Linked DNA regions of Mus musculus: all the other regions are linked to region 2. The links are chromatin loops, found by intact Hi-C in ENCODE. Cell type or tissue: left cerebral cortex. All regions are shown on one strand. Links, peaks and the distances in the headings refer to the core of each region. The heading gives the core; the rest is flanking DNA.

What was found. Peaks named below come from ENCODE experiments on the same cell type or tissue, not always from the same donor. Only the 100,000 strongest peaks of a DNase experiment are listed, where the experiment ranks them.
Region 1: a loop joins it to region 2, with 14 times the contacts of the local background. A loop is called at or near these places in 2 of 42 quality-filtered maps.
Region 3: a loop joins it to region 2, with 3.0 times the contacts of the local background. A loop is called at or near these places in 4 of 42 quality-filtered maps.
Region 4: a loop joins it to region 2, with 2.7 times the contacts of the local background. A loop is called at or near these places in 3 of 42 quality-filtered maps.
Region 5: it touches region 2 in a loop (12-fold over the local background); 13 of 42 quality-filtered maps call a loop at or near these places.

The regions. Positions count from the first base shown.
Region 1 is chr10:97,074,739-97,080,980 of GRCm38, forward strand. No RefSeq gene overlaps it. Among named protein-coding and RNA genes, the nearest start is that of 4930556N09Rik, 42 kb to the left of the region's middle. In left cerebral cortex, for the core only: a CTCF peak has its summit at 3,326; DNase peaks (open chromatin) are centred at 3,405 and 3,580.
Region 2 is chr10:97,310,102-97,316,343 of GRCm38, forward strand. No RefSeq gene overlaps it. Among named protein-coding and RNA genes, the nearest start is that of Gm34044, 77 kb to the left of the region's middle. In left cerebral cortex, for the core only: a CTCF peak has its summit at 3,063 (motif pointing left); DNase peaks (open chromatin) are centred at 3,050 and 3,719; H3K4me3 peaks cover 1,575 bases; H3K27ac peaks cover 1,718 bases.
Region 3 is chr10:96,945,567-96,951,808 of GRCm38, forward strand. Gm33981 (a long non-coding RNA gene) reads right to left here. Exons shown (of 3, transcript XR_380715.2): 3 at 184-518. Among named protein-coding and RNA genes, the nearest start is that of Gm33981, 10 kb to the right of the region's middle. In left cerebral cortex, for the core only: no CTCF peak of the experiment used is centred there; a DNase peak (open chromatin) is centred at 3,496.
Region 4 is chr10:96,726,301-96,732,542 of GRCm38, forward strand. Gm33897 (a long non-coding RNA gene) reads left to right here. Exons shown (of 3, transcript XR_871979.1): 3 at 1,487-1,624. Among named protein-coding and RNA genes, the nearest start is that of Gm33897, 14 kb to the left of the region's middle. In left cerebral cortex, for the core only: a CTCF peak has its summit at 2,626 (motif pointing left); a DNase peak (open chromatin) is centred at 1,322.
Region 5 is chr10:96,931,508-96,937,749 of GRCm38, forward strand. No RefSeq gene overlaps it. Among named protein-coding and RNA genes, the nearest start is that of Gm33981, 24 kb to the right of the region's middle. In left cerebral cortex, for the core only: a CTCF peak has its summit at 3,307 (motif pointing left); a DNase peak (open chromatin) is centred at 3,310.

The DNA of each region.
Region 1 (6,242 bases), core at 886-5,885, 230 kb before region 2:
ATAGAGAGAGAGGGAGAAGTGTAACACACATGGAACTTTTAAAGCAGTTACAAAGGACGTGGCTTTTCCTATTCATAGTATGGATGATTATTTATTTATCTATACATTTATTTATTTATTGTTTGTTTGTTTGTTTGTTTGTTTGTTTGTTTTTCGAGACAGGGTTTCTCTGTATAGCCCTGGCTGTCCTGGAACTCACTCTGTAGACCAGGCTGGCCTCAAACTCAGAAATCTGCCTGCCTCTGCCTCCCAAGTGCTGGGGATTAAAGGTGTGCACGGCACGGAAGGTTTATAGAGTGCTTTCAATAGAGATATTACATGATATTTCTTTATAGAGAAAAATAAGACAAGATTGAGCCCAAGAGAATTGGGCATGGCTTGATATGATTCAACGATAATTTGGAACTACTTAGTAAATTGAGAGACAGAGGAAGATCGTCAAGATTCAGAGATACAACTTGAGTGAAGAAGATTTTCTTCATTATCAAGAACGGTCACAATTCAAAGCTCTTGCTCTGAAAGAGTGGAAAGAGGAGTTACTACTGTTTTAGGAAATGTTTTGAAACAGTAACTTCTCAGCTCAGGTTTGTATATGGTGGGTACTAGATCCACATGGACTTACACGATACAGCCTTTGTGAGCATCGAGGGTCCAGACATACATATATTTTTGAGCTTCCTTTTGGCAGACCTCAGTGTGTCAAAGCCACGATTAGCCTTTGTGTGGAGAAGAGACTGCATGAGAAGGCTGGGCAGTCTGAAATAGCAACATCAAAATGAGAAATTCAGGGGCTGAGAAGCTCACTCAGGAGTCAAAAGGCTTGTCACTTCTGTGTTAGGATTGGAGTTTGGATCTTGCCCAATGTAAATGCTCCATGTGTCTGAGCCCTTCTGGAATCCCAGCATGAAAATATTGAGACAGGAAGGTCCCCAAAGCAAGCCGCATCAGGGTCTCAGTGAGAGACCATGCATTACTAGATAGATAAACATGAGGCTGGGGATGTTTCCTGACATAAATGGCCAGTGTACACACACACACACACACACACACACACACACACACACACACGAGAGAGAGAGAGAGAGAGAGAGAGAGAGAGAGAGAGAGAGAGAGAGGGAGAGAGAGAGGGGAGAGAGAGAGAGAGAGAGAGAGAGAGAGAGAGAGAGAGAGAGAAAGAGAAAGAGAGAATGAAAGAGAGAGGAAGGGGAGGGGAGGGGGACAGGAAGGGGGAGGGAGGGAGAGACAGACACACAGAGAGAGGAATGTAAAAATAAAAACAAAACAACAAATATATTTTTTAAATTATGAAAGAATAATTCCATAAGAATCTATCAGCATTTGTGAAAACCCACCTGGAATCATCCAACTGTAAAGATATTAGTATGCTAAAAATGTACTTTCCATCTTCCTTCTGTACTACAATTTAATGGTCAACACAAAGCAAACCCAATAGTGATTTTGAAGGTCCTTTTTGCCCTTTTACCCTACAGGTCTTCTGAACATAAAGTATGGTTTCTGACTTAGTCTTTCTGTTGGAATCCACCGTGTGCCAAGGCATGTGTCTCTGTCCTTGTGTGTTTGTGTGCCTTTTCCTTGGCCCCTTTTCTTTTCTTGGCTTTGTCTCTTTTCTCTTATTTTGGTTTGTTTGTTTTGATTTTATCCTTTTATTTTATTTTGTTGTATTTGAGTATTTTTTAGATGCCTGATTTCTAATGAGAAAGAGAGAGAGAGAGAAAAGAGTGTAGATTTGAGCAGGAGGGGAGGTGGGAAAGATCTGGAAGGAGCTGAGGGAGGGAAAACCATAATCAGAATATATTATATGGAAAAAAATCAATTTTGAATCAATAAAACAAAAAAAATTGCTTTATTTTTCTCAACAACAGGACTTGATGATAATTTTGCATTTATCCCAAGCCCACTTTGTGTGCTGATGAGCATTTGTGTTTTCTGACTCCTCGGGTCTGAGTTGCGTTCTGCCTTTCCTAGGATCGGCTCTCACTTAAAAGGCTTCCTTCAGGAAGGTCTTCAGATGGTCAGCTAAACAGCTAATTAAAGGAGCAATTGCCAGGTAAGGTGGGACCTCGTGCACAGCCACCAACCATGGGTTGATAAAGGTGCAAATCTTGATGGGGAGAAAGAATGGTCTCATCAGAGTTTGCTACAGGGAGGTGATGAATCTTTCTTAGCGCCATGGCAACCACAAAAGGAGGGTCCATTTCTGTGATCACTTATGCTGGATATATGAGAAAAGTTCACATACATTCTTTAAAAAAAAAAAAAAAACCTTTTAAAAAGATTTATGTGTGCTAGTGTTTTGCTTGCATGTGTGGATGCTTTTTCCACATAAATGGGGGATCAATGTAAATGTGCCTAGAAGGGTTTGGAAGTCCCATCAAATGTTCCTAAAATGCCTGACAAGAACAGTGTCTTCTTCTTTTGTGAACTTCAGGAGGACTCGACAATCATGAAATTAAGACACTGCTGGCCTTTGGACTTGGAAGAGACATTTATTACTTAAGCCTGGTTTCATTAAAACAACTAACTACGTTGTTGTAAAAGGGGAGCATCAATGAAAGCCTTTACTCATCGCCTTTTCACGCACATATGTACCATCTACCTGCATACCTGACGCCTGCAGAGGTAAGAAGAGGGAGGTAGTTGGTTGGGAGCCACCCTGGGAATGCTGGGAGCCTAACCCAGGTCCTCAGCCAAGACAACAAAGTGCTCTTTACCACTGAGCCACTTCTCCAGCCCCTCACATTTATATTCTTCAAATATGCCTGTAGGCTTTCTCATTCCCTTTTGATTTCTGTTTTTAAAAATTAGCAAGCTTCCAGGAGGCTAATCCCCCTTAATTCTCATGTGGTTTAAATTAAATCTTAGCCTGGACATAAGCTGTGAATACTTTTATAAACCAGGAGCTTGGAGGGTAGATACAATTTTAAATTGAACTTTTTAATTTGTTTCCTGGCAATGTCTTTTTTTTTTTTTTTTTCTTTTTCTGGGCCTGAGGAATTTGACAGTGCCAAGAGTTGTGAATCAGTCCAGATCTCAACCAGATCTCAACCAAAACTGGCATGATGGGAAACAAATGGCCTTTGGAATACAAATGATGGAGGTCAGGGACTTGTTTTCTCATCTTCTGGAATGACTTTTGGAGTATGTGTATCAGGAAGTTGAGAAGGTTGAAAAAAAAAAAAAAGCCGAGTAAGGGATAAAATAGAGGGTTCATTTGAAAAATGGCTAAAAGAAAAATGCATTATGTTTAAATGTCTTTTCTACAAAAATTACAAATCATGAGCTGGAGCACAGACTGTGTTGCCATCCCTAGTGGAGAGGTAGATTCACGACAGCAGGAGCGCCGGGAATACATTTCCGTGGACTCCTTATGACTCAGAGTTGTTCATGTTAATTCTGTAATCCCTAAAAAGATCAACTCTATTTCTTTCCTTGGGGGAGTATTTTCAGATGGCTGTTAAAAGGCTTTCTTTTTCTTTCTTTCTCTTTCAACTGCTGGAGAGCAACTAGAAACAAATCTGTTCTTTCAAATAAATGTTCTGCCCATATGTTATTTTTCATGGGAAGCGATGGAAGTGTGAAGTCCTCTATTCTGCCTGCAGTCTTGCTCTGCCTGCCCAACCCCCACCCCACCATATGTAACACATCTTGAGAGAAGGGGAGGGAGGCTGAAAACAGTCCCTTGATCATTTGTGTGTGTGTTATTTGTGTGTTTTTCTAAAACAGAAATGTGGGGGAGGTTACTCATACAAAGAGTAGATGACCACCTCAGCTATTATAGAGAGTGTCCGAGGGAAGGGAATGAGCACTAGAAACAGCAACAACAACAACAACAAAAAACCATGTGATGGTTGTGAACATGAACTACAGTCCTTATATTTTCATTTGGTGGAAGATAGACATGCCAAGGGCTTCAGAAAAAAAAGAAAGTTGTGCATCTATTTGTGGTACCACCACCCACCTGTGTAATTTAAGAAGTTTCCCTGAATAAAGAGGAATGTACAGTGTACTTATGGATAATAATAAATAATCCATGGGCCAGACTGAGCGGAGTTGACCAGAGTAAGGGGGCCAGGCCAACTGGAGTGAGCTGGGTTGACCGGAGTGAGCAGAGGTCCTAAATTCAATTCCCAACAACCACATGAAGGTTCACAACCATCTGTACAGTCACAGTGTACTCATATACATACATACATACATACATACATACATACATACATACATACATACATACATACAGTGTTAATGGGTGAATTTAATAAAACCATTCCAGAAAAGTGATGCGGATATAGTAGGTGTTTAATGCACGTTAGTTTATTTCCTCTCAATCTTTCATAAGCAAAAAAAAAATCTAGTTTCTGTTTATGATTTATGGATTCTCAGCCAAGGCAATGAACAGATCCAGTGCATGTTGGACACTAAAAGCTTTACAGAAAATGTGTTCCCTGCTAGAAAGTTACCTTACGTTGATTTCTTTTAGCAAAACTTCCATACAGCTTGAAAACTTGGGCGTTTAAGTACAGACTGGTATTTTAGGAAAATTTAACCCCAGGTCAAATGTTTTACGTTGGGAAAATAGTCTTTGATGTTTGAAAGGGCCTGAGTGTTATGCCTAGAGCCAAATGTGTGGGATAGTTCACCCTTGCGAATTGAAACATCAAAAAAGATTTGCATTAATTTCCTGCAAACCAAATATGTAGAGTTTCATGCAGCTTTAATTGAAATGTAATAACTGTTTACAGACTTGACTGCACCATCTCCACAGAGTAATTGCCTTTCCACCCCGAGCAAATGGGGGTAATGTAAATGTGCCTAGAAGGGCTTGGAAGTTCCATCAAATGTTTCTAAAATGACTATTATGACTTCTCTTCTTTCCTGAACTCAATAAGAATTGGACTATTATGAAATCGAGACACTGCTGGCCTTGGACGTCAGAAGAGACCTTTACTACTTAAGCCTGGGCTCATTAAAACATGAAACTGTGTGGTTGTAAAAGAGAGCATCAATAAAAAGCAGCCACTTACTGCCTTTGCATACGCTCTGCACTGAGTTTAACAAGGAAGACGCACCTCGGCTGTTTATTCACAGTCTCTGTGTTCTCATCTGACATGGAGAACTGGTCAACTTGAAGTACTCTGTTGCAATGGGTCCTTTGAGACAATGCTAAGGAATCCTTTCAATGGAGAAAATGAAGAGCTCTTCCGCTCAATGCAGTGGAAAAGACAGCTCTTTTCTCTTAAGCAAAACAAAAAATAAAAACAATGAATATTTCAGATACAGCTCAATAAAAGAGAAGGAAGTTTTTGATTCCCCAATGCAAGGGCTTTAGAATATACTCAAAAGTGATAAGACTACCCAGTCTGCTTTTCTGATGTTGCACTAAAACTGATGTGTTAGAATGGCGGGTCATGTCTCAACAGCACACTAGACCAAGACAGTTCCACGTGGAAGAGGTTTTATTGGGAGAGAGAGAGAAAGTGGTGGAAGAAAGAGAAGAAGAGAGAGAGTGAGGGAGGGGCGTTCTCCTTATTTACATGGAAAATGACATAACGCAGGTAAAGATGGGATGTGAGCCAAGTAGATGCTGGGAATATGTTGTAGGTCGCGTAGTTGCCTATGTGATGTCATAGGGTTGGGAGGTCCTGATGCCAATATACCTCCCTTCTTGTTATTGTAAATAGAAGGAAAGAAAAAGAGAGGGGGAGCCGGGCGGTGGTGGCACACACCTTTAATACCAGCACTTGGGAGGCAGTGGCAGGCAGATTTCTGAGTTCGAGGCCAGCCTGTTCTACAAAGTGAGTTCCAGGTCCGCCAGGGCTATACAGAGAAACCCTGTCTCGAAAAAACAAAACAAAGCAAAGCAAAACAAAACAAAACAAAATAACAAAAAAAAAAAAGAGAAAGAGAGAGAGAGAAAGAAAAAGAGAGGGGAGAAGCTGATGGTGAAAAGGGAACAAGGGTGTCATGTCTCAGCAGCTGCTTCCTGCTGTCTAGGGCCGTTGTTCATTTTGGGGTGTAGGAAGGAAAATGTTTATGTTTCTACTCAGAGTTTTGGGGTACACCTATAAATAGAATTGATACAGACAGAATAAAAGGAGAAGAACGTGTTTATGTGCTTAAATGTTATACGTTATTGGTACCTCTGAGGAAGGGAAGACCTAAAGAAGATGAGCAATTTGAATTTTTATGTGTTGAATATTTTGTTTTATTTATATTATGAATAT
Region 2 (6,242 bases), core at 369-5,368:
CTGATTTTCCTCGACGTCTAAGAGCTCCCGTGAGGTCTGGAAGCTTCCATGTGTTTGTGTAGTCTCGTGGGATGGGAAACCTTTGTAGGGCTAAGAACCTGGTAATGGTCACGTGGGCCTGCACCCAGTTTTCACCGCTCTGGCCCCTATAAAATCCACTGGTGAACTCTGAAGTCTTCCGGACACACCTGTATTCATTCAAGGGACATGGGTTCTGGTTTTGTTTCTTTGGAATTCACAGCCAATGAGATTCTAGGGCAGCCGTTCTCAACCTTTCTAAATGCTGTGGCCCTTTAACATAGTTCCTCGGGTTTCAGTGATTCCTCCACCCCCAACTATAAAATTATTTTTGTTGTTACTTCATAACCATGTTTTTGCTACTGTTATGAATCATAATGTAAATATCTGTGTTTTCTGATGGTCTTAGGGGAGCCCTGTGAAAGGGTCATTCCACCCTCAAATGGGTTACAGCTCTTTGAGAACCTCTGCTCTAGGGGAAGAATATACACCTTGACTTTTGTGAGTCCATCTGTGTTTCCCCTTAATTATTGTTAGAGGTCTGGAAACCAACCGCAGAAATGCATGCCCCTATGTAATTTTCACCATGCAATAAGTAGAAAATGAAGTCTATTCCCTTCAGTACTGTTGTGAGCTTTATGAAGTTTGCTTAATCATGTTGGCCTAACAGCAGCGAGGAGCAGCTAGAGGAATTGATCATTCAGCACGTAGGTATAATTATAGAGAGCCCAGGGGATTTAATAGAAATAGCACAGCAAAGATTAAGGAATTCTCTTACTCTTCCATCTTCCTGTCTGGGGGAATGAACATGACAGACAGTCTGCTACTTCCTGCAGTGGAAAGAGTGAATGTTGAAGGAAAACAGGATGGAAATGGAAGGGAAGCAGAGAGGAAATGGAAGGGAAGCAGAGAGGAAATGGAAGGGAAGCAGGAAGGAAATGGAAGGGAAGCAGGAAGGAAATGGAAGAAATCTTTAAACACTCATTTAATGGATGTGACTAGGAATGAGATTAGGAATGACTTCATCGGAGTGAACGCCATGTATAGAAAAAGTAAGTTTGCTTTCTTGTAAAGAACATGTGTGACTCTAAGCAGATGATGAAGGTGGCTATAGAGGTGGAGCAGTGTGGGCAACAACTGCTTGCATTTTCTCATCTCTCTGTCTCTGTCTCTGTCTCTCTCTTTAATTTTATTTTTTTACTTATTCACTTTACGTCTAGCTCACAGCCTCCATCCCAGTCACCCCCTTCCGCAACCCTTCCCCCACTCTCCCTCCCCCCCCCCCCCCGTTCTCATCTGAGCTGGTAGGGGCCCCTCTGAGAACACACCCCACCCTGGGACATCAAGTCTCCTCCATGCTAGGCACTTCTCTTCCCACTGAGGCAAGACGAGGAGGCAGCCCAACTAGAAGAACATATCCCACCTACAGGCATCAGCTTTTGGGGCAGTCACGTCAATCCCTCCATTCCAGTTATTTGGGACTCACATGAAGGCCAAGCTGCATATCTGCTACATATGTACGGGAAGGCCTAGGTCCAGCCTGTGTATGTTCTTTGGTTGGTAGTTCAGATTCTGAGAGCCCCAAAGGTTAGTTGACTCTGTTGGTCTTCCTATGGGGTCCTTATCCCCTTCTGGCCTGCAATCCTTCCTCCTATTCTCCCGTAGGAGTTCCCAAGCTCCATGTACTGTTTGGCTGTGGGTGTCTGAAACTGTCTCAATCAGCTGCTGGTTGGAGCCTCTCAGAGGACAAGATGCTCCTGTCTGAAGCATAACAGAGCATCTTTAGTAAAATTAGGGATTGGTGCTTGCCAATGGGATGGGTCTGGCATGGGGGGCAGCTGCAAGGCCTGGGTTTGAGCAAGTAAGGAACTCAGCCAATGCATGGAATAAGGCAGTATACATACGGTGGCCCAACACTCTTCCACTGACACCACCTCATGCTATTTCTATTAAGTCTCTTGGGCTCTCTACGACAATTATACCTACTGGCTAAATGATCAGTTTCTCTAGCTGCTGTTAGGCCAACATGATTGAGCAAACTTCATAAAACTCATGACAGTCCTTAAGGGAATAGACCTTGTTTTTGGAGCTGTCGAATGCTGAATACGTGCAGGCAGGCATACACACAGTCTTCTGGGAATGTAGCTGTTTGGAAATATAGTTAATCAGTAGGTTTTATTCTTTGCCTTTTAGTTCCTTATATGCTGTGTACAACGCATTATAATTGAGTGTCATAGAAAAAGAAAGGCACAGGACGCTTCCAGTTTTGTATGTTTGCTAGATGAATATGAACAGGGGAAAAAAGTCCATTACTGGCTCCAATATGTACTTTGGAACAATACTTCACAAATAAATATGTTATGCTTTTTCTCAAACAGAAAATGTTTGGGCATTGTTAGTTTATCATGCCCAATTAGACTATAAACGTTTGTTCCTCTTTTACTCAGAAGCGGGGTTATTTTAGATGCCACACCCACACCAGGAGTAAAGGTTTCTTAAGTTTTGCTTATGTGTCCTGTACCGTGAAATCTACGCTCAAGAGGAAAACAGTGTGTTGAACTGACACTTTCCTCTGTGGTTAATATGTAAGCCACGTATTATCTGAATTGTTTTGCCAAAACACGTCTGGCTGGGTACATTACACAGGTCACTCGCATATACATATTGGAGACAATAAGGTATCCGTAACAGCGTTGTGTGCTCACTCTTTTCATCTAATTTAAAATCGCGACGTGGTTTAGGAAAAGCTCTCTTAAGTCACAATACCAAGTTATTGCAGCAACATTTGTCCTCCGTGGCACTAAATTCCCTGTATAGTAAATTGTGTTTTCGGTTGCTTTGTCCCATAGTGTTGATCATAAGCCGTACTTAAGGATTTCAAACGGCGACAGCGCCCCCTCACCCCCCCCCCCCAAACCCCTTTTTAGTCCTAAGCTAGAAGTACCTATCAAATCCTATTTCTTTCCTTAAAGACACACAGGAAAGCGCCGCGGAAGAGATTCGTCGACTGTGCAACAGCGACCCCTGGCGGCCCGATGCTCGCAAGGCCTTGAGCACCCAGAGCTGTCTCTAATCAAGTCCCTCTTTGTTTTCCATATCTGGAGAGCGACCCGGAACTGTCTTTGAGAGTGTGGGCTGTGTTTGATACCCACAATCTAAAGCTCAAAGTTTCAGGATCTTCACTACTCACGGCGTACAACTCATGGGTCTTTGTTTTCTTTTTGTGACATTTAATGAAATGAGTTTTGTAGTTGGGTTTTGTCCCTTTCTCCTTGCCAGCGAATCACAACAACAAACTTGCACATTAGTAAAAAGCCTTTGATGGCTTTTGTCTGTTTGGGAGGAGAAAATGCCTGAAAAGTAAGTAAAGGTCTCAGGGAGGTGGGGGGAAGGAAAACGAGTATTGCTTGTAGCACGAACACCCATATGATTCATCGGTAGAAGCTGAGCTCTGGCTCCATTTCTTTTGTAGATTTCCCGGCTCCCCTCACCCCACCCCCCGCTTTGTTCCGCTTCAAACCTTTCAGAGGGCTGAAATGCATTATTACCTTGTTAAATCTCTACCCAAATCATTTCTACAGCCCGAAGCTGTTTTGACGTGGGTTGAGCATCTCTCTCTCACACACATACACACAAAAGAATTGCTTTTGTTCCCAGACGCTCTCATTGGCTGAACGGCCTCCCTTTCGGGCCAATCAGAATCTAGTTGTCAGGCTTGGCAGGCTATTTTTAACCCAACACACAAAACCACTGGGTCTTGGAGGCAGTCCGCGGCAGAATGAAAGTCCCCATAGTAAAAGGCAGCAGCTGAATGTATTTTGGATGTCACGGCGTGTTTGACATTTTCTCTTTAATTCCATATACACTGTTACATTAGCATGTGCTTTTTCGTAAACAACTAACTCAGAAATGGACCTGCGTTTTCACAAGCTCTGTATTACCCTTTTAGGAAGAGAAAGCCTAAAATATATTGTATTCAGACTTGATCCAAAAACATTTCATAGTGTGTGGACGTATTAAACACACACACACACACACACACACACACACACACACACACACAGTTTCAATACGAGTGTGAAGGTGCTTTTAACAAGGGATTTTTGTAGATTTTCATTTTGGGTTGACAAAATTTTCATCAGTGACTGAATGAGAGTTACAATAATATCCATCTTTCTCCCTTACCGCATTCAATATGTATATAATTACTGCAACATGTATACACTTTATGTGTGGCATCTAAAATTATAAATACTCAGTGTGGGGTATTTTTGTGGGGGTATTTAGATAAAGCATGGTTTGCAGCATATTCAACCGATTGTTCAGTGGGGGACTTTTTTTTTTTAACCTCCCTAAATACACTTTAAGTGACAAGGCATCAAAACACATAGTTTGTAAATTATCTAACATATCCAGGAAACGAAAAGTTGCCAGATGTGAAAATACCAGGTTGTAAAGTTTGATTCACCCCCCAACCCCCGAGCCTTCCGTTTAATAGGCCAAAAAGCAGAAAAAGCTAAGTTGATCTCAAAATATATATCACAAAGCAATTTATTGGCAGAAAAATGAAACTATTTCCTGCAAAGGAAAGGGGGGGTTGTGGAGGCCTAAATAAGAAAGATGTTAAGAATCTCCCCTGGTTCTTACAAGAGATTTTTAAATTGTAGATTTGCCTAGTATTTATTTATCCAAGCTTGGCGATATGACTTTATTTGTTGTTCTTTGTTCATCTCCTGAAAAAGGCCTGTTATTTTTTGTTGCAAACCACGAAAGTGTCATTTAAACATGGTGTCAGGCAAGTGCAGAAATCCCGCAAAGGCTCCTGGGAGACATGGCTAGGATCCTATTCAAAGATGCAGGCGTTCTTCAGGAGAGAGGCTTCCATAACAAAAGTAGCCAAGGATAAGGAAAAGTTTACACAAAAGTTCTAGCAGAACTGTGGAGAACAGTCAAGATGTAGGGAAGGTGTGTACCTTGCCTTAGCAGATTTCACTGTTGGGGAGAAATGTCCCCTGCTTTTCTGATGGTGAATTTGAACGACTGTAACAATGCACCTGGAAAAGAGGCCACTCTTTCCAACAACTGTGTGAGGCACACTAGGTCAGCTTTCTAAAACCTCTATAATAGCTCCCAGGAACTTTGCTAGGTTTAGATAGGCAACCAGCTGCTAACAATTTAGTTTAATATTCATTCTTATTAGAGTCAAAGAATCTGAAAAAAACTGAGACCAGGCAAGATTCTTTTCTCTTGGCAGTGGCATATAGCACATTGAACTCCAGTAAAAATTAATCCATGACACTTTTTTGATGCTAGGCCCTCATTCTTTGGGCCGGGTCATTTTGCTCTTGACTTAATCATCTGGGAAGTGCCTTGATTTGGGTTGTTTGTTTGTTTGTTTGTGGTTTGGTTTGATTATATGCTTGTCTGGTTTAAAAGTAAATATACAACGATCATATCAATTTTTTTAAATGTGTCTTCACCTCGCAGTCTCTGGGTTTATATATAAACTCCCTAAAGGCAAAAACTATTAGAATAAAATAGGTATATTATTATTTTTTAAAGAAAATAACATTTAACCCCTCCACCCAGCATTTGTTAAGTTTTATCCAACCCTGGTGTACATTTTCTTGTCCATGGAAGTTCTCCTGGGAGAAGAAACATATGCAGGTCCCTTGCCTGAGCCTCTATGAGAATGGTAAGCAGAAAAGGACTGGATGCTGCCAGGTTCCAAACTAACCAGGTAAGAAATGGAGTTATTGTTGTCTGCAAAATGTAGATCCCTAGGCCTCCAAGATATCTTGTGATCACCTGCTGACTAAACTGTGATCATGTTAACCGAGAGATGGGTGCAGTCCCTGAACTGAAGCCCTCATGCCAATGTGTTTGTAGAACCGATAGAGTAGACCAAACCCTAGTTCTATCATGACAAAATGGGTTCTTGCTGAGGAGTGACAGTTTTCTGTGTGTTGGGTAAAATGGTGGAGAAGGATGTCTGTCAATGACAGCTGGTGTCTTCAGCTTGCTTCTCACTTCCCAGGAGTCTTGCTTCAAGCTCCCCACCTCGCCCCACCCCACCCCCGTCCATGTTCCCTTCTGGGAATGTTTCTCAGGTTCCTCCTGAGCTGCATCCCCTTTGTCACTCCTCACCCATCTCCCCAACTTGCAGTTAAGAGTAAATCCATGGGATCCTTCTCTTTCTCTTTTTATTTATTTATTTTTTTAAA
Region 3 (6,242 bases), core at 731-5,730, 360 kb before region 2:
TTGCCTCTGATGTACCGGGAAATGACAACCGCTATTATTTTACCCTGGATAGCTTCTTTGCATCAATTTGAAAAGGGCATCTTTTATTCCTTAAGATTTGTCGTTATCTGTTACACATCTGCAATAATATGAAAATTTGTTATGACTGACCTGGGAAGTACTTTCTAGGTCTGTGGGGTGTACTACTTGTTCAACCACATGCAATTACTTTAGTAATCTGTGTCTGATTGCTTCCTCAGAGGTGATAGGTTGGTTCTTGGTAAGCCCTTAATGTGCTGAATTTACACAGGTACATTGTGTGTTTTTATGTCTGACATTGGCAGACATAGAACGTCATACCTGAGGGGACAGCTCTGACACCAGTATTTGCCGCACACAATTTACACCATCATTGCTATTATTATCCTGTTCTGGTATTTTATGATCCCACTCAGTTCCTCCATTTCTTCCATAGGTTTCTGTCTGTAGAATACTTCTGACACCAACGAAGCTGTAGTTTATACTTCACTGATACACACCTAAACATGTACACACAGAAATGTGATAGGTTACTTTCTCATGACGAAACTACCCAAAGCCAGAATCGTGAAATTGAGATGATCTCTGTGCAATATTACACAATGAAACATTTGCCAGTGCTTGATTGGGCAAATTTAGGAAACACTAAGAGGCCCACAATGGCATCCTTCAATCAGGGCTCACACAAATACTATCCAGGAAAAGCTGCAGGCAGGAGAGGCAGGAAGAGTTTTCAGTGTCTGTCTTGGGTGGAGAGTGCTCGGTGTTCCTAGGGATCTGGCTTCACAGAGCATGCATGGGTTTGAGCCAGGTCCTCTGCATGTATGCTATGGTTGTTTAGCTTAAGGTGTTAGGGGGGCTCCTACCAGGGAGAGTGGAGTTGTCTCTGACTCTTTTGCCTGCTCTTAGAACCTTTTTCATCCTACTGGTTTGTCTAGTCGAGTCTCAATATGAAAGTTTGTGTCTAGCCTTGCTGTAACTCATTACACCATTTTAGGTTGACACCCCTGGGAAGCCAACTCTTCTCTGAAGGGAAACGAAAGAGGAGGAGTGAATCTGAGGAAGAGAGGAGTGAGAAGAACAGGAGGAGTGGAGGTACAGAAAAACCACATTCAGAGTGTAACGTATGATAGAAGGATTGAAGAAATAAAACGTTCCCTCAGAGAGGAGAAGCATGAATCAGGTGGTGCTGATCATCTGATGTGGCATAAACCGCTGTTATCAGACAACTGATATATAACTTGGCCTCCCAAGAGGTATTTCATCCAGCATCTGCCATGGTTTCACACTTCTTTTTCACTATATCAAATGGGGCTTATTTTGTCATTGTTGTTGTTCAAACCTTTCATCTAACGGTTCAGTAGTTGAAAACACAAGAGATCAACAGGAGAAAACCAAGCTCTCATTAATGTGTGCATGAGAGTCATACAAACCATGACATTCAAAGGGGGATACGGTTGAAGCTTAAATGCCTCTTCACAGGAGGAAGGGAATGTAGTGCAGTAGGGGCTGTAAGGCACTCTTAGAGGGGAATGAAAATGGGTTTTTAAAGGCAATAAGCTCAAGGAACGAGGTGCTGGGACAAAATTCCTCAGACTCTCTGTGTGTCGTTCAGTATTCTGTCTCTGTGTGATCTGAGCTTAATCCTCCCTGGTTAATGCAAGTTCAGTAAAAAGAGTCAAGGCAGCTGTGTTTTTCTTTGGAGAGTCTGTCTTTAAGTCGATCAAGTAACTGGAGAAATCTCTTCCCTGTGTCTTCTACTTTCAATTTCAAGTCCAAAGCAGGCCATTTGGGGGTTTTTTACTCTCTACACCAGTGTATTGCTTCAAAGCTGTATCTTTTGAGTTAGTTTAATTCTAATGTCCAAAAGCTTTCAACATTGTGTGGGGATGTGCTGTCCAGTTTCTGATTAGAAGACCTGACAACTTGGCCAGATGGTCTTAGACGTTATGGTACACTATTGACCACTGAGGATGAGACTGGAGGGCATCTGCTTTCTAGAGGGTGAGTAAATCTCTCTGCAAAGCTAAATGCACAGTTAGTTCTGGATGTAGCTGTCCAAGAAATTATCAATTTGGAGACCATTGCTCCACATAAATGTAAGAAGGTGTTCCCCAGCAGTCATGATGGTCCCATGGAGTGACTGTTGTTGTTGTCTGAGTCAGAAGACGGGAAGGCCTCACAAATGCCCACTGCTGAGAGGTTCCATTACTCTGTACTACAGAAATGTAAGATTTGAAAGGAGAGCCTAGTAATTGTTCTTTGTGGCTGGAACAGCAAGCCAGGAAGAATGATCGCAGCCATTAGAAAGCAGGGAAAGATAACGAGGAGCAGTTCTTCGAGGCAGGAGCCACCCTTAGCAGCTCCCACATAACTTCTTCATCTTGCTTCTTCTTGAGTCCTGGCTTTTGGTTCTCCATGATTCTGTGAAATCCCTGTAGTATTTTTGTTCATCTTGTTCATCCTTGACTATTACAAGCTGGGAACTCTGAACTTTTACTCACACACTTGAGCTTTTGGCTCATTGGCTCAATCAGTCACCATTTCTATGTTAACTTCATTCCAAATTCATGAGAGCTAAGACAAGTCACTCACAGTACTTAGTCACTCAACGGAATGGTGACCTCACTGAGCGAGAATCTTTAAGAATGAAATGAGGTAATATAAATGGAACTCGAATGACAGATCCCAACACATCCAGAACACACCAAGTGCACTTAAGCATATTATAAATATTTATTTACATCAACATCATTAATTGCAATCTTTATATGAGCAAAATCATATTTAGAGCACTCTGTTTTAGATGGGCTCATATCTCTGAAATGGAATTTTAATCAGCATTTCCAAACATTATAGAGACATACTCATTTATTAATCATAGCCCTCATTTTCTTCAAAAAACAACTTAGTGAACATTTCATATGTTCATGCTTATTTTTGTGTGTAAAAAGACTTAGCTACTATCTTGAACCAATCTAATTTATGCTGCTCAATTTGGGATTTTAATTAATAAGATGCTTTCTCTTGATTTACATTTTCTTTCATTAATCATCCTTTGGCTTTAAAGAAAAAAATAACTGATATTCTTTGAAGATAGCTCTGTACTGTAGCTAGCTTGACTACATTTATGTAAGAAGAAAGGAGGGCACAGAGGTGAGCACAATTTAGGTTTTATAATTACACAGGTGATTGAATTATTAAGAAGATGGACAGAATCCTACTGGGATAGTTACACTCGCCTTCATCTTTATCTTTCTCTAAAAAGATGGTTCTTTGATGCTCTTGAACATTTGTTCCAACTGGCCCACTGAGCAGTTTGAAGCTTATTCAAAGGTCACAGTTTTTGGGCAAGACTTCATTCATCCGACCCAGATGGGCTAAAATACAAAGGAATGTAAATACTTCCAAGTTAGAGTTGTGAGAGCCAAGATTTCCAGCCTGCTTCTCTTAGGCATTGTTTTAGTCTTGGAGAGTTCTGTTTGGAAATGAGAGTGATCCTCCAGAGGGCCTGGAGAGGAAGCAGAGTTGCTGCCCTCTACAACACAACAGAAACTTGGCCCTGGCATCAATGGAAAACTTTCTAAAGTGTTCTCTTAGATGCCGTTGAGGAAAAATTGCTGAACTCAACACTTCCCTCCTGGCTTCAATAAGAGCTAAGAAGGTTAAGCTATTTAACCAAAGCTCGGTTTTAGAATATTACGTCAGCTACTTTCATCCTTCATGAGCTACCGTATTAGCTCTTGCTTGGACATATTCTACTGCGAAAGCTTCCAAAAGGAACTCTTGTGTGTTCTATCCAATTATGTCTTCATTTTCCCTTTGTTGATTTCAGCTTTAGCAGATAAAAAGAAAAATCTTCCAGTAGTCAAAATTTTATAACGCATTCTCTCTACTTTGGGAAGTGAAATAAGAAGTGATGAAACTAACATCCATGCAAGTTTTAAAAATCAGTATTATTACTCAAGTTTAATAATCTTATATGATACTAAATTTTAACTTAAAAAATGTGTAATAAAAATATAGCATTTTTTCCATGCAAATATCTGAAATCACATTTATATGTTATTTGGGACAATCTGAGCTTCTGTTGGACACTGAGTATATAGTTTTCACTCATGAATTCCTCACTGGGGTAAATCAACAAAAATGTTCCCCATAAAATTCTGAGAGTAGTCCACATAGGTAGTATCAACTATCTTCATTGCGATTATTTCTGTCTGAAAAACCAGTGAGCCATGATTCTAAAGCACATTATCAGCATGTATAGAACATATTGTTTACTGATATCATGGCTATTGTTGCTTCAAAAACAAATTTACTCAACTTAAATTTTTTTATTTTACTTTGGAACAGTGTAAATGTGATACATGTTCAGAACAAGTCATCCTTTGACCTTTCAATGTTGCTCCTTTACCAGGCTAATACCATCTCATAGGGTGTTGGTGGGAGTAGCCAGAAGCTTCTGGTCACCAAATGATCAGGATGTAGATGTTCATTGCTCACCAGAGATCTCAGTTGTTACCCACACTCTTTGATAATATATATATATATATATATATATATATTTCTGATGGTTAATCTTTTTTTATTAGATATTTTCTTCATTTACATTTCAAATGCTATCCCAAATGTCCCCTATACCCTCCCTCCGCCCTGCTCCCCAACCCACCCACTCCAGCTTCCTGGCATTCCCCTGTACTGGGACATATAATTTTCACAAGACCAAGGGCTTCTAATCTCATTGATGGCTGACTAGTCCATCCTCTGCTACATATGCAACTAGAGACACAAACTCTGAGGGGTACTGGTTAGTTCATAATGTTGTTCCTCCTATAGGGTTGCAGAGCCCTTTAGCTCTTTGGGTACTTTCTCTAGATCCTTCATTGGGGGCCTTGTGTTCCATCCAATAGATGACTGTGAGCAACCACTTCTGCATTTGCCAGGCACTGGCATAGCCTCACAAGAGATAGCTATATCAGGGTTCTGTCAGCAAAATTTTGCTGACATATGCAATAGTGTCTGGGTTTGGTGGTTGTGTATGGAATGGATCCCAGCTAGGGTAGTCTCTGGATGGTCCTTCCTTCCATCTCAGCTCCAAACTTTGTTTCTGTAACGCCTTCCATGGGTATTTTGTTCCTCATTCTAAGAAGGAATGAAGTAGCCACACATTGGTCCTCCTTTTTTCTTGATTTCATGTGTTTTGCAAATTGTATCTGATAAATCCATTTGTTTCATAACTTCTGTTAGTTTCAATGTGTCTCTGTTTAGTTTCTGATTCCAGGATCTGTCCATTGATGAGAGTGGGGTTTGAGCCTCCTACTATTATTGTGTGAGGTGCAATGTGTGCTTTGAGCTTTACTAAAGTTTCTTTAATGAATGTGGCTGCCCTTGCATTTGGACCATAGATATTCAGAATTGAGAGTTCTTCTTGGAGGATTTTACCTTTGATGAGTATGAAGTGTCCCTCCTTGTCTTTTTTGATGACTTTGGGTTAGAAGTAGATTTTATTCAATATTAGAATGTCTATTCCAGCTTGTTTCTTTGGACCATTTGCTTGGAAAATTGTTTTCCAGTCTTTTACTCTGAGGTAGTGTCTGTGTTTGTCCCTGAGGTATGTTTCCTGTAAGCAGCAGAATGTTGGGTCCTGTTCATGTAGCCAGTCTGTTAGTCTATGTTTTTTTATTGGTAAATTGAGTTCATTGATATTAAGAGATATTAAGGAAAAGTAATTGTTGCTTCCTGTTATTTTTGTTGTTAGAGTTGGGATTCTGTTCTCGAGGCTGTCTTCTTTTAGGTTTGTTGAAGGATTACTTTCTTGCTTTTTCTAGGGCATAATTTTTGTCCTTGTGTTGGTGTTTTCCCTTTATTATCCTTTGAAGGGCTGGATACGTGGAAAGTTATTGTATGATTTTGGTTTTGTCATGGAATACTTTGCTTTCTCCATCTATGGTAATTGAGAGTTTTGTTAGGTATAGTAGCCTGGGCTGGCATTTGTGTTCTCTTAGGGTCTGTATAACATCTGTCCAGGATCTTCTGGCTTTCATAGTTTCTGGTGAGAAGTCTACTGTAATTCTAATAATGCCCTTATATGTTACTTGACCTTTTTCCCTTACTGCTTTTAATATTCTATCTTTATTTAGTGCATTTGTTGTTCTGATTATTATGTATCAGGAGGAATTTCTTTTCTGGACCAGTCTGTTTGGAGTTCTGTAGGCTTCTTG
Region 4 (6,242 bases), core at 481-5,480, 580 kb before region 2:
GATGTATGGGGCAAAGCCAATACTTTTCAGACATGGTGCCAGGCATGGAACAAATAATCAGAGCACATCGTTTGTCTTGGAGATGGTCTTGACTTCATAAACACACAAGGGAGGAAATGACCAGCTCTCTCCAGATAGAAGATGTGCCAGGAAATCTTCCCAGAGAAGGTGGAACCTGTGCAGGGGGCATAGAGGTGGTGGTGGTAGTCGTCATGAGATCGTCTTTGTAGAACAGGGCACTAGCTTGACCTAAGGCTCCTTCAGGCCTGCTGCATCTGCATAGTTTGTAATTCACTAGTGCCGACTGAAAGGGAGACGTGATGTGGTATGAATTCATGATCTGACAGCCTCCAAATCATGCATGATTTTAAATGTCTGTGCTTTGGGGATCGGGATGCACCTTAGCCTGTAGAGTGCTAGGATAGTATACACAAACTCTTGGGTTAGTTCTCCAGGACTGTATCCATCTGGCATGGGTACCTCTGAAATCCCAGCACTAGGAGGTTGAAGCAAGAGGGTTAGAAGTTCAAAGCCATCCTCAGCTGTGTAGTGAATCTGAGAGTACCCTGAGCTACCTGGGACCCTGTCTCAAAAGAAGGAGAGAAAAGAGAAAGAAATGTTTTACCTTTCATTTTGAGGAAAAGAACTTTACTCAGCCTGAAACCCCAAACTCATAAACACATAACAGCAGAGAACAGGGTTCTTGGAATTAAAGCACCGGGTGAGGGGGCAGACCGGGTTTTCGTGACGCACACACATGTAGAGCTTATGCTGTAGGAATCCACTTTACAAACAAATGATCCAGAATAATACAGAATAATAATACAGAATAATACAGAAACTAGCAATTTTGAGGGAAAGAAAGAAAGAAAGAAAAAGGAAAGAAAAAAGAAAAAAAGAAAAAAAAAAGAAAGCTCTTCTAGCTTCAGTTTTCAAACGCTTTCTTTTGAGAGCCCATTAGTCATAAAGGTGTTTCCATAGCAAATGTGTGTGGGATGCTCTCAGCATTGCTGGCAATGGTTCAAGGGAACCTCTATCATTACTCCCCCCCCCCCCCCCAGCAGTGTGGCTCATAAGTCCACAGCGCTATTCCACCTTTCCGGTAGGACAAGGTTTAAGGACCTGAAAAAAAGGCAAGGTGAAGACCTGGAGGAGGAGCACAAACCAAGTAACAAAGGGAAGATAAAAGTGGAAATAACAGCTCAGTGTGAATAATAGGAATGCAAATGGTGCTGCTAAAATAGGAAGGAACATTACTTTCCTAAAATGCAAAGCAAAGGAAAAATTGTAGTAACGAAGCGTTTTGCCTGGTGAGATTGTACACTGCGCACACCTCTCCAAAGTGTAGCCACCTACTCGAAGTTTCCCCAGCGTGAGGCTGGCAGGCTGTGAACTTGGTGACTCATTTTAAGAAGGTTTACTACAGAGTTCCAATCTTCTTTAAAAAATAAAAAATAAAAAAAATATCTTTCATGTTTCCTTCCAGTAGCTGCCCTGCTGATGGTCCAAAAATACTCACTGGAGCTAGGAAGAAAAACAAATAACTAGTAAGTGTATGCAAAGATGTCTGGGATTTATTGTTTGGTTAAAAAATATGATGGAAAAATGTATCTGGTTAAAAAATTATGGTGGAAAAAATATATCTGATATGCCAATCTGCATCTAAGAAAAGAAGTAATCAGAATATAAATGTTTTAAATAAAAATACTGTAGGGAAAGTTTATTTATGGGGATGTGAGGAAGTGGGGGAGAAGAGATAGAATTAGAAACCAGAGTCTGACTATAGTTTGTTTTCATTTTGAATTCAAATGCTGTGAATGTTTAATGTGATTATAAAAAAAATTAAGTGTAAAACAAAGTCGTCTTTAAGAAAATTGAAAGCTGAAAAGACTCAACGGGGACCAGATTCTCAAATTGGTGTCACGATCATAGCTAGGAGTTACTGCTCACAGCTAGGAGTTACTGTGATAACATAGTCTATAGAGACAACCTCAGGAAAGAAATATCCTTAACTGTTACGGGAATGTGAATTAGTATAACTGATATGAAAGGACAGCTTGAAGGGTCCTTACAAGACTACAAGGAGAAATAGCTTTTAGCCCAGCAATCTCCTGGCTGTCTTGTACCCAAAGGAAGGGAAATCAGCACATCAAATAAACCTAGCTCTCTTGTGTTTATTCCCCTGCCTTTCACAATAGCAAGATTCAGAGTCAACTTAGATGCCCATCACAGTGATAAAGATGTAGATACACATTGGTATATATGCTTCAGCCTTAAAAAGGACAAAATCCTGACACTTGTGGCCTTGTAAATGAGGTCAAATTATATATATAATTATGTTAAGCAAAAGAAACTTGACACAGAGGGACAAAAGTCACACTCCAAGGCAAGTTTGATTCACAGAATTTCATTCACTGAATTGATTCATAGAAAAAAAAAAAAACAAAACAAAGTAGAGTTGGTGTTATCAGAACAGGAAAAGCCCAGGATGATATTAATGGGAAAATTATAGCTGCATAGAAGGAGTAAGGGCTAGAGAGATGGCTCAGCGGTTAAGAGCACTGACTGCTCTTCCAGAGGTCCTGAGTTCAAATCCCAACAACCACATGGTGGCTCACAACCATCTGTAATGGAATCTGATGCCCTCTTCTGGGGTGTCTGAAGATAGAGATGGTGACTCACATAAAATAAATACATTTTTCAAAAAGGGAGTAGGTACAGTTGTTCTGTTGTCCTGTATGGGTCCAATAGACCACAATGATTTACTGTATATTCTGAAAAATCTAGAAGAAAAAAAATTTAATTAATTTTAGGTCAGCACCCTCATGTATATGTACCCCAACACTCTACTCTCAGGCACTCTTCTCCCATTCCAGCTGGTTTTCTTTTAGAAGAGAGAGTTTTGAATGTGCTCTTCACAAGAAAATGGAAATGGTGGGGGGTGAGAGTTTTGTCACTTATTCTGAGTTGTTCATACAATGCACCATAAAAATGTTTAGCAAAACATAATTGTCGTAATAGGAAAAGCATTAAGGAGATCTTTAGGCCTCTACACCCCTTCCATCTTTTCTTCTTTCCTTCTTGCATCTCCCTCCCTCTGTCTCACACTCTTTCTGACTGCTGGCATGCTATGGGGGTAAAACAGATGAACTAGGATTTTTGGCATAGAAGATTTAAGACCAAAGTCAAATCCTGCAGTCTGCGGGTTTGCAGTATGCTAGTCATTACCAAGTGTCACTGAGACAGATCTTAATCTAGAAAAATATTGATTCCCTAGACCTTCCCACAAAGGGGATTTTTGAAATCACAACAGGCAGCTGAGAGGAGAAGCCATAGCGTTTGTTCATTTCCAAGGGTCAGAACTCAGCGTCGACTAGAGTCTTTACCGTGTTCCCCACTCAAAGGGACTAGAGTTGCTTGTCGGGGGTGGGGTGGGGTGGGGTGGGGGTTGAGGGTGGGGGACTGTTCACAGACATGGAGGCTGGAGTTATGTAGCAGGAACTTAGAATCATTGATCATAGCAAGGGTAGAGAGGCGATGAACAACATGTGGGTTATATCTATAACTGAGCTGACTAGGTAGACTGGACATTCCATATGCGGTAATGTAATAACGGTGAGGAGCTGACGCATGTCAAACACATTTACATCGATAGGTGTTAACACAGACACACAGACACACACACAGACATACACACACACACACACACAGAGAGAGAGAGAGAGAGAGAGAGAGAGAGAGAGAGAGAGAGAGAAACTAACACAACCCTTCTAAACTGGACTGTTGGGGATCTTTAGGTGCTGTCAGGGAAGCAACTCCCAAGTGTAGAATCTAGAAATGAAGTGGGAAAGACTCCATGCGAATTCCCTTTCCTACGCAGGTCACTATAGGCAAACCAGATAGCAAGTGTCTTCCTCAAAAAACAAAGTGAATTTAGATGATTAGGGGATCAAGAACCTATTAGGGGACTGCATAGTTATCAGAACTTTGTCTTACTGTTTATTGTCTTTAGTGATGACAAGAAATCATGGATCTATTTAAAAGGAAACTCTTCTTCTCTTTCACAAATGTGTATATGCGTGTGTGCATGTGTACTTACACATCTCTTTAGGTATTTGTATAATGATACAAAGTCCTTGTTTAACTTCAGTATAATCTAGTTATGTGGAGGGTGAGGATCTAGATAAGGATGGAAATAAAACAGAACTAACTTGGGACTTCAAATTACTGAGGCTTATAAATGGTGTTTATGTTATTCTGTGTGTGTGTGTGTGTGTGTGTGTGTGTGTGTGCATTTTTGAAAAATTCCACTTAGAAATGTTTTTGAATCATCCAATCAATGGTTCTGTTCTTTTCTGGGCCCTGTAATCTAACAGTCCTGTTTCCCACTGCCCTTGTGTGGTCACATGAGAAGCTCTGGAAACATGCTTAGAAACAAACAAGCCTGCTACTGTGGTGGGCAGTGTTTCTCTAGAACTCTTCAAAAGTTTTTGTCCTGGATAAACACTGGACAGAGGGAGAGATGAATTCTTTACAGTGTTCGAGCCCCGAGCTGGTAGTGTCTTGGCAGGCGTGAGCTTTTGGACATCTGATGTCTGGAGCATTAGAAGAGCTTTGCGCCTGTTGCTCCCCTCTTCTAGCAGGAAGAATTGTCAGAAACAGCATCTCATTCATGGCGTGCTGGGGTCTCCTGACTGATTACACCCTCACTGTAGGAAGACTGACTGCTAGGGATTTAGCAATTAGCTCGTGACTAAACTTTATTCCGCAAGCATTTGAAATTTCTTTATCAACCAAACTCAGTTTCAAAAAATTGCACGGAGTTACTCCAAAAATATTTCTGGTTATTCTTAAGTTTTTTTTTCTTTCTTTTTGTGTAATCTTTCATTTGCAATACATTTTTATATGACTTCATTGGTATTTCCCCACCATTGTTTAAATCTTAAATGAAACAACTATTTGTGCCTTTGGCCTCTTGAATTTAGTCTTTCTTCCTTCTGACATCTTTTCAATTTCTTTATAATTTTCTTCTAATTTTCATGTGTTTGTGGTTTGGGGGTTGTTCAGTGTGTGTGTCTCTGTGTGTGTGTCTGTGTGTGACTGTGTGTGTGTGGTTGTGAATGTATGTGTCTGTGTGTGGGTGTCTGTATGTGTGTGTATCTATGTGTATGTTTGTGCATGTGTCTATGTATTTGTGTGTTTGTGTCTATGTGTGTCTGTGTGTGTATCTATGTGTGTGTGTCTGTGTCTTTGTGTATGTCCCTGTGTTTTTGTTTGTCTGTGCCTATGTGTCTGTGTCTTTGTCTCTGTATGTGTCTATGAATGTGTGTCTTTTTATATGTGTCTTGTATGTGTGTCTGTGTATATGTGTGTCTGTGTGAGTCTGTGTGTGTCTGTGTGTTTCTGTGTGTCTGTGTGTATGGGTGTCTGTGTGTCTATTCATCCAACTCTAGGGACCCTTTTGTTCCTTCTTCCCCAGAACTCGGGTAAAGATCCCAACTGTTTATATGGGTGCTGGAAATCAGAACTTGGGTCGTTATTCTCTCTCTCTCTCTCTCTCTCTCTCTCTCTCTCTCTCTCTCTCTCTCTCTCTCATCTCTTACTGACTGAGGCATCTCCTTAGTCTCTCCTCTAACTCTCATGTGATTTCAAGCTTGTGTTTCTTTTAAAAAGGTTTCTCTTCCTGCAGAAAGAATTCCTTCTTATATTTTGCTAGTTTCGTTTTTATAAAGCATCTAACATCTGATTCTTGTTTCATGGATACTTACTGCTACCGAATGTTGTTCTCTAAGTGCACTGCTCCTGTCTTTTCTTCTTGCAGCGCTAGAGATGGAACCTGATGCCTTTTGCATGTTAGGCAATCACTTTACCACCCAAAGGGTTTTCTTCTGCTGTCAGTTTCCTCTGCATTTTGCTTTTCCTTTCTATGTTGGAAGCTTCCTTTAAATATCTGCTGACCCATGGGATTCTCTAAATAGCTGACTGAATATTGTATGGAGACGCTAAAAGAAAAATTATTTTGATGCAGGGTCTTACTTTATAGCATGGGTCTAGCCTCAGACTTGCTGAGATCGTCTGGCCTCAATCTCCTGAGTGTGAGGCGAGGTCTTACTGAGCTCTTGGTTTTCTAGGGAGTAAGTATTTACTGGAGGCTTCTAAGGGTGGTATTACAAACGCACACCCATTTGCTATGACTTAGTTATTACAAACGCACACCCATTTGCTATGACTTAGGCATAACT
Region 5 (6,242 bases), core at 817-5,816, 380 kb before region 2:
TTACATTATCAATTTCACTCTACCTAATAATTCTATGGACACTCTACTCTCTGGGTAAAATGGAGAGAGTTTAATTCAAAGCTGCTAAAAACTGTCGCAAGGTGTGTGTGATGATACACTCCATCTCACACAGAAGTCTGGGACAAGAGGATCATAAATTACAGGTTAGGTTAGCCTAGGCTACTTAATTCTAAGCCAGTCTAGGCTATAAATATAATGATATAATTATATGATTTCAACAATAACAATAACAAAAAATAAAGCCAACGAAATGATCTCCCTTTGTTTGAAGTGGCCATGAACATTCACAAAATTCCTTTCAAAGTGTAAAATGAAGAAAATTAATTTTGAGCCAAATTCTAAAATACAAATGAAAAGTCAAGTTCCTTATTATAGTGTAAGTTATTTATGTTTAAGCACTTATTTTGTACAAATGAGAGGCCAGCATCAACTATGCTAATATTCTTGAGAACCTTCAGAGTGAGGTTATCCTACAGTTCAAAACATACCTCTCAGAAAAACACGTTCACAGTGAGCTTTTTCAAGAGGCTTTTGTTGACTTCAGTCTAACTCAGTTGCAGACAATAACGAAGCTAAATTACTGAGAGAAATATGAACTGTTTCTGTGGTGTTCTCAGATTTCAAGGTATGTGTTGTGTGGAACCAATGCTCTTTTTCACACTGGAATAGCATGACTTTAAGACAGAGAGCATCTTAATTTTAGCATTGTTGGTCACTTGAGCTGGTATATAGGACACTGTGCTAAGGGTTTTCTGTATACCAGAGGAGGGTTAGCAGCATTCCTCAAATCTACTTATAGATGCCAGTGGTATATTCCTTTTAGGTCAAAATATATCACTCAACATTATCAAATAGTCCCTAGGGGTAGAAAGTCAGTGCTTAAGGCACAGATAAACTTTGAACAACAAAAAAGACTGTGCCTGTAGGTTGAACACAAGATCCCTTAGCACATCCTTAAAACCAGCAGTAGCTACCTTCTACAAAGTAGCAGAAGAAAAATGAGTGTAACTGGGTGCATATTTAGATATCTTTACACAATATTTAATGACTATAAATTTTTGTAGCATATAATTCCAAATACTTAATTTGTTGATTTTTTCAAACATATTTGTTGTATGAAACAGAACTTAAATGAGATAAAAAAATCAATATTTCTGACCTCTGAACTTACCTTATATTTACAATTGATATTCATTTTAAGATTTTGATCTTCATGCATTCTCAGTGATGTTAATTATAGCATCATTACACCAGTGTATAATATAAAAATGCTTATGGTTATTTAGAACACTGCATATAATGCTCATGACTGTACTTGAATTCTGCTCTCCCTTGAAATTTCCATTCTTCTTTCTTACAATATATTTTTTCTCTAGTTCTTAAAATTCAAATTAAATTAAAAAATTCAGAGCATGGTTGGGCATGCCTCTCATCCTAGAACTCTTGGTTTGTAAGGCATTAGATTTGCCAGTTTTTAAATATTTTTTATTAGATATTTTCTTCATTTACATTTCAAATGCTATCCCAAAAGTTCCCCATACCTCCCTCTGCCCTGCTCCCCTACCCACTCACTCCCACTTCTTGGCCCTGGTGTTCCCCTGTACTGGGGCATATAAAGTTTGCAAGACCAAGGGGCCTTTCTTCTCAATGATGGCCGACTAGGCCATCTTCTGCTACATATGCAGCTAAAGACACGAGCTCTAGGACTACTGGTTAGTTCATATTGTTGTTCCACCTATAGGGTTGCAGACCCCTTCAGCTCCTTGGGTACTTTCTCTTGCTCCTCCACTGGGGGCCCCATGTTGCATCCTATAGATGACTGTGAACATCCACTTCTATATTTGCCAGGCACTGGCATAGCCTCACACGAGACAGCTATATCAGGGTCTTTTAAGACCAGCATTGGCTACATAGCAAATTCAAAGAAGCATAAGAATATAGAGACCCTATCTCAAAAAACAAAAGCAAAAACCATTTTCACATCCTAAATTTATTTTTATCTGATACACAATGTATTAGTCAGGATTCTATAAAGTATAGAATGAATCTATCATTTATCTATCTCTATCTATCTATCTATCTATCTATCTATCTATCTATCTATCTATCTATGAGATTTATTAAAATGGCTTACAGGATGTGGTCCAGCTAATCCAAAAATTTCTTGCTGTGAACAGAAAGTCAAAAAATCCAGTAATTGCCCAGTCCACAAGCTTGGGTATCTCAGGTGGTCTTCGGTATCCACTGGAATCCTAAAGAAGTAGGGACTAGTGCCAGTGAAGGAATGGATATACTAGCAAGGCGAGAGCAAGCAGGCAAAGAGAAAAAGCTTCCTTCTTTCATGTACATATGTAGGCTTTCATCAGAAGTCATGAGCCAAATTAGAGGTGGGTTTTCCCAGCTCAAAAGATCTGGATTAAAGATGTGACTTCCTATCTCAAAGATCCAGATTAAAAGTAGATCTTCCTACCTCAATTTAAGCAAAAATTCCCTTACTGGTATGCACCTCCATGTTAGGGTTTTAGGTAATTCCAGGTGTAATCAAACAAAGAATAGCTATCACATAGAGTAAGATGGCATCTGAGCTTATTTCAGGGAGATATGCATAGGTGGGAAAGCTGTGGCAAGAGGACGCACTGAGCACAAGGATTAAAGCCATTCACGTAAAACGGAATGACCTTGTCTTAAAAAAATGCAAAAATAAAATTATATACATGAATGAGGCTTCCATGTCTTATTTTGATAGAGATGCACTATGCAAGGTACAAATGAGGTTAGACATGATTATCTCATCAAACTTTATCACTTATGATGAAAACATTCAAAGTCTCCCTTTTCTAGCCTTTGGAGGCACACAATATATATATATATATATATATATATATATATATATATATATATATATATATATATTTAAAATAACCACAAACATTATCATGTTTTACCCACAAATTGTTTCAACATATCTGTAAAGGTATACTTTAAAAAGTATAATGTTTTTTATCTCCTATAATGAGAAATAACTTTCTTAAAATCACAGATATCCAGTTGCTGTTGAAGGGAAATGGCAATTTAAATTCAGTTAGTGAATGAAATTGTAACAAATCTCAGTTTGGCATTACACTGTTTTACCCACCGAAGGAAGGTCACCAGCTATAGAAATCTTGTTCACACGAAGAAGATTCTGGTTTTTGGAAGGCAGCATCTTTCACACTTTAAAATTCACACACTTGCCTTCTGGACAAAACCAGGCAGATATTCAGACAGGAGTGTATTCTGGGCTTTTCCATTCTCAGGGAAGCCCTCTGGTGGCCAGATGGACTTCGCATGGTTTCAGTGGTTATGTGTATAGTGTGCATGTGTAGGTGCGTGTGTGTATGTGTGTGTGTGTGTGTGTGTGTGTGTGTGTGTGTGTGTGTTATAAGAGGAGAGAGGAAACAGGAAACACTTTGAGGATGTTGGAAGTGAATGCTAATGTTGTTCTTTCCCCAAAGACAGAAGCATTGTTTGGTTCACATATAGTTGTTAAATCTGTGATATTAGTTAGGTATAAGCAAAGGCAGAGATGTTGACTGAATGAAGGCCAGCACAGAAGTCCATGGCTTGAAAGCTTAGAATTCAATCTGCTAGCTTATGAAGTAAGAAATCATAATAAACAAATTGTCTGTCCCTTATAATGTTTCTTTCTGATTGTTACTGTTCTGCAAATGGAAGTTTTCCCACCACCTGCTCCCCAAGGCAAATGTGATATAGCTATTCCAGTTAAGGTAGTCTGAACTTGAAATTGTTGAATAGAAATGTAAACATTCTCTTATCTTTAAATGAAATACTTGCATCGCATTAAACATTAATGTTATAGGTATTTATTCAAACATATTTAAAGAGAGCTTAGAATAGGCAACCCATTCTACTGAAGTTAGAATGAGGGGAGAATTGAAAAAATATGTAATTTCTCTTTAAAAATAGTCATTACTGTGTGAATGGCGAGAATAGCAAAATGTGACCAAATTTGACAAAAGTTTAAAAATTTTAAAAGCCATGCCTTAAAAATAATTCATAAGAAGATATTAAGATACAGAAAAATATACACAATAAATACATCACATATACACATGCACACACACACACAAGCACACACATACAAAATTATCTGCAGTTGGTATTCTTACCTAGTGTGTAAGTATATAAATTATAGTGAGTGAGATGGGTGATTATGTGTACTGCCTCACTCTTTCTTGATGGTACTGGGAAAGAATTGCTATTAACATCTTCATTTGGTGTCTGAGTAAATAAAGTCACCAGAAACCTGTACCTTGCTCAAAGGCAAACAGTTAATTCTTCATCCGAAATGGAAAGGACTGCATGCTTTAAAACAGACTACTCAGTTAGATTTGATGTTTACACAATAAAATAGTATTGGTAATTTATTGTGATTAGTAATTGGTTTTAAATTTTACATTGAGTACTTTTAAAAAGTACTTGGAGGAATGAAGATATTTCTGGTGCCCTGCAATTTTAATAGCCTAGGACTTAAGAAGGTGAAAAGTCTTCACATGGTTGGGATTGAATACTGATTGTTTTTCTTTCTCCAGAGACAGAGGTATTGTTTGGTACATTTAAAGTTGTTATATTAATGATAGTTTCTGCTATAGTGAAGGCAGAGATGTTGACTAAATGCAGCCCAATACATTTTAGTACATCATAGAAGGGAAGTCATGCTGTATTTGTTTTTTGTTAATTTCTCTTAACATGATTTTCTCAAGTTCCAGCAGTGTTAAATATTTTAAATGCTTCTTCTTTAAGGATGAAAAGTGTGTGTGTGTGTGTGTGTGTGTGTGTGTGTGTGTGTGTGTGTAACATATTTAGTTTTATTTATTCATCCTTGAGTGTATACTTATGTTTTCTCTGCCTGTTGGATTTTGTGAATACTTTATGATGAACAGGGGAAACAAGTTTCTGTTGGAGATGTTATTTTAAGTTCAGATGGGTCATACCCAGAAGTGAAATATCTGGGTCACATGTTAATTTTGCTTGCAGGCTGCCCACACTATTTTGCCTGGCATCTATATCACATCACGTACTCACTGACAAAATTCTTTTATACCTTCACCAATACTTTTTGTTGCCTTTAAAAAAGATTGTTACTTCATCGTCTAAGATGATAAAGAGTTATATTACTGTATGTTTTTACTTGTATTTCTATGATCCTGAGCTAATTTGTATATAGCTGTTGATCATTTGCATGTCCAATTGGGAGAGAGGATTATTTTGCACTCTGAAACAAATGTCACTGTTTTCCATAGAGAAAAAAAAAGGTATAATTTAATTTGTCACAGTGATCATACATGAAGCATTCATTGTTAAGATACAATGTGGCTACAGGATATACATCTACTATTACTGAAGACTAGTTTGCATTGACAAGACAATCATGTGTATGTAAAGTCCACTATATGAACTATGAAAATGATGAAACTTCCCCCAGCATGGTGCAGTGAGAAAGGGAATACTGTTGCTTAATCATAGATGAATCTGATTGATTGAGGATTGTGAGAGGAATCACCTGAGACTCGGGAAAGTACAGTTCTCAAGATCAGTAGCAGGTTGATCAGCATTTGAAATGGATTAAAAAATATCTATCATCTTTCTGACTATAACATTTATATTCTCAGCTTTGGGGATTGAGAAAGCTTAGAGAAACTTGGCTTTGGAGCTGCACTTTAAGAATGGATTAGAGTTAGGTAGAAAATAGTCTCTGTTATATCTCATTGATTTATCTGCTGCCTGTGCGATGTGTTGGGAGTAGCTTGATGCAACTCATGGTAACCTGGGACTCAAAGAGGAAAGAAGGGAGGCAAGTCCCTGAAAGATACAAAGAGCTAATAGCTCCATTGACCCCAGGGTCAGTCACAGTAGCCTACTTCTTTTAGAGGCAGGTTTCCAATTAATCAGTTAGGTATAATGCTTTCCCCAATTGTCCTGACCCATTTCCATTTCCCAGGTTCCTTAGACCTCCACTTTCATCCAGAGTCATTGGCCTAGAGTGTGCTTCTTGTAACCACTGAATTTTTCCCCTACAAGTCTGTGTCCTAATTGTCAAAAAGCAAAAAAGCAAACAATAATGTATTGGTTCCCTTTCATAGGATAAAAACTCTTACAAAGGACAAATAAATTTTCCATGAGCACTGGAATTTTTTGTTGTTGTTGTTGTTGTTGTTGTT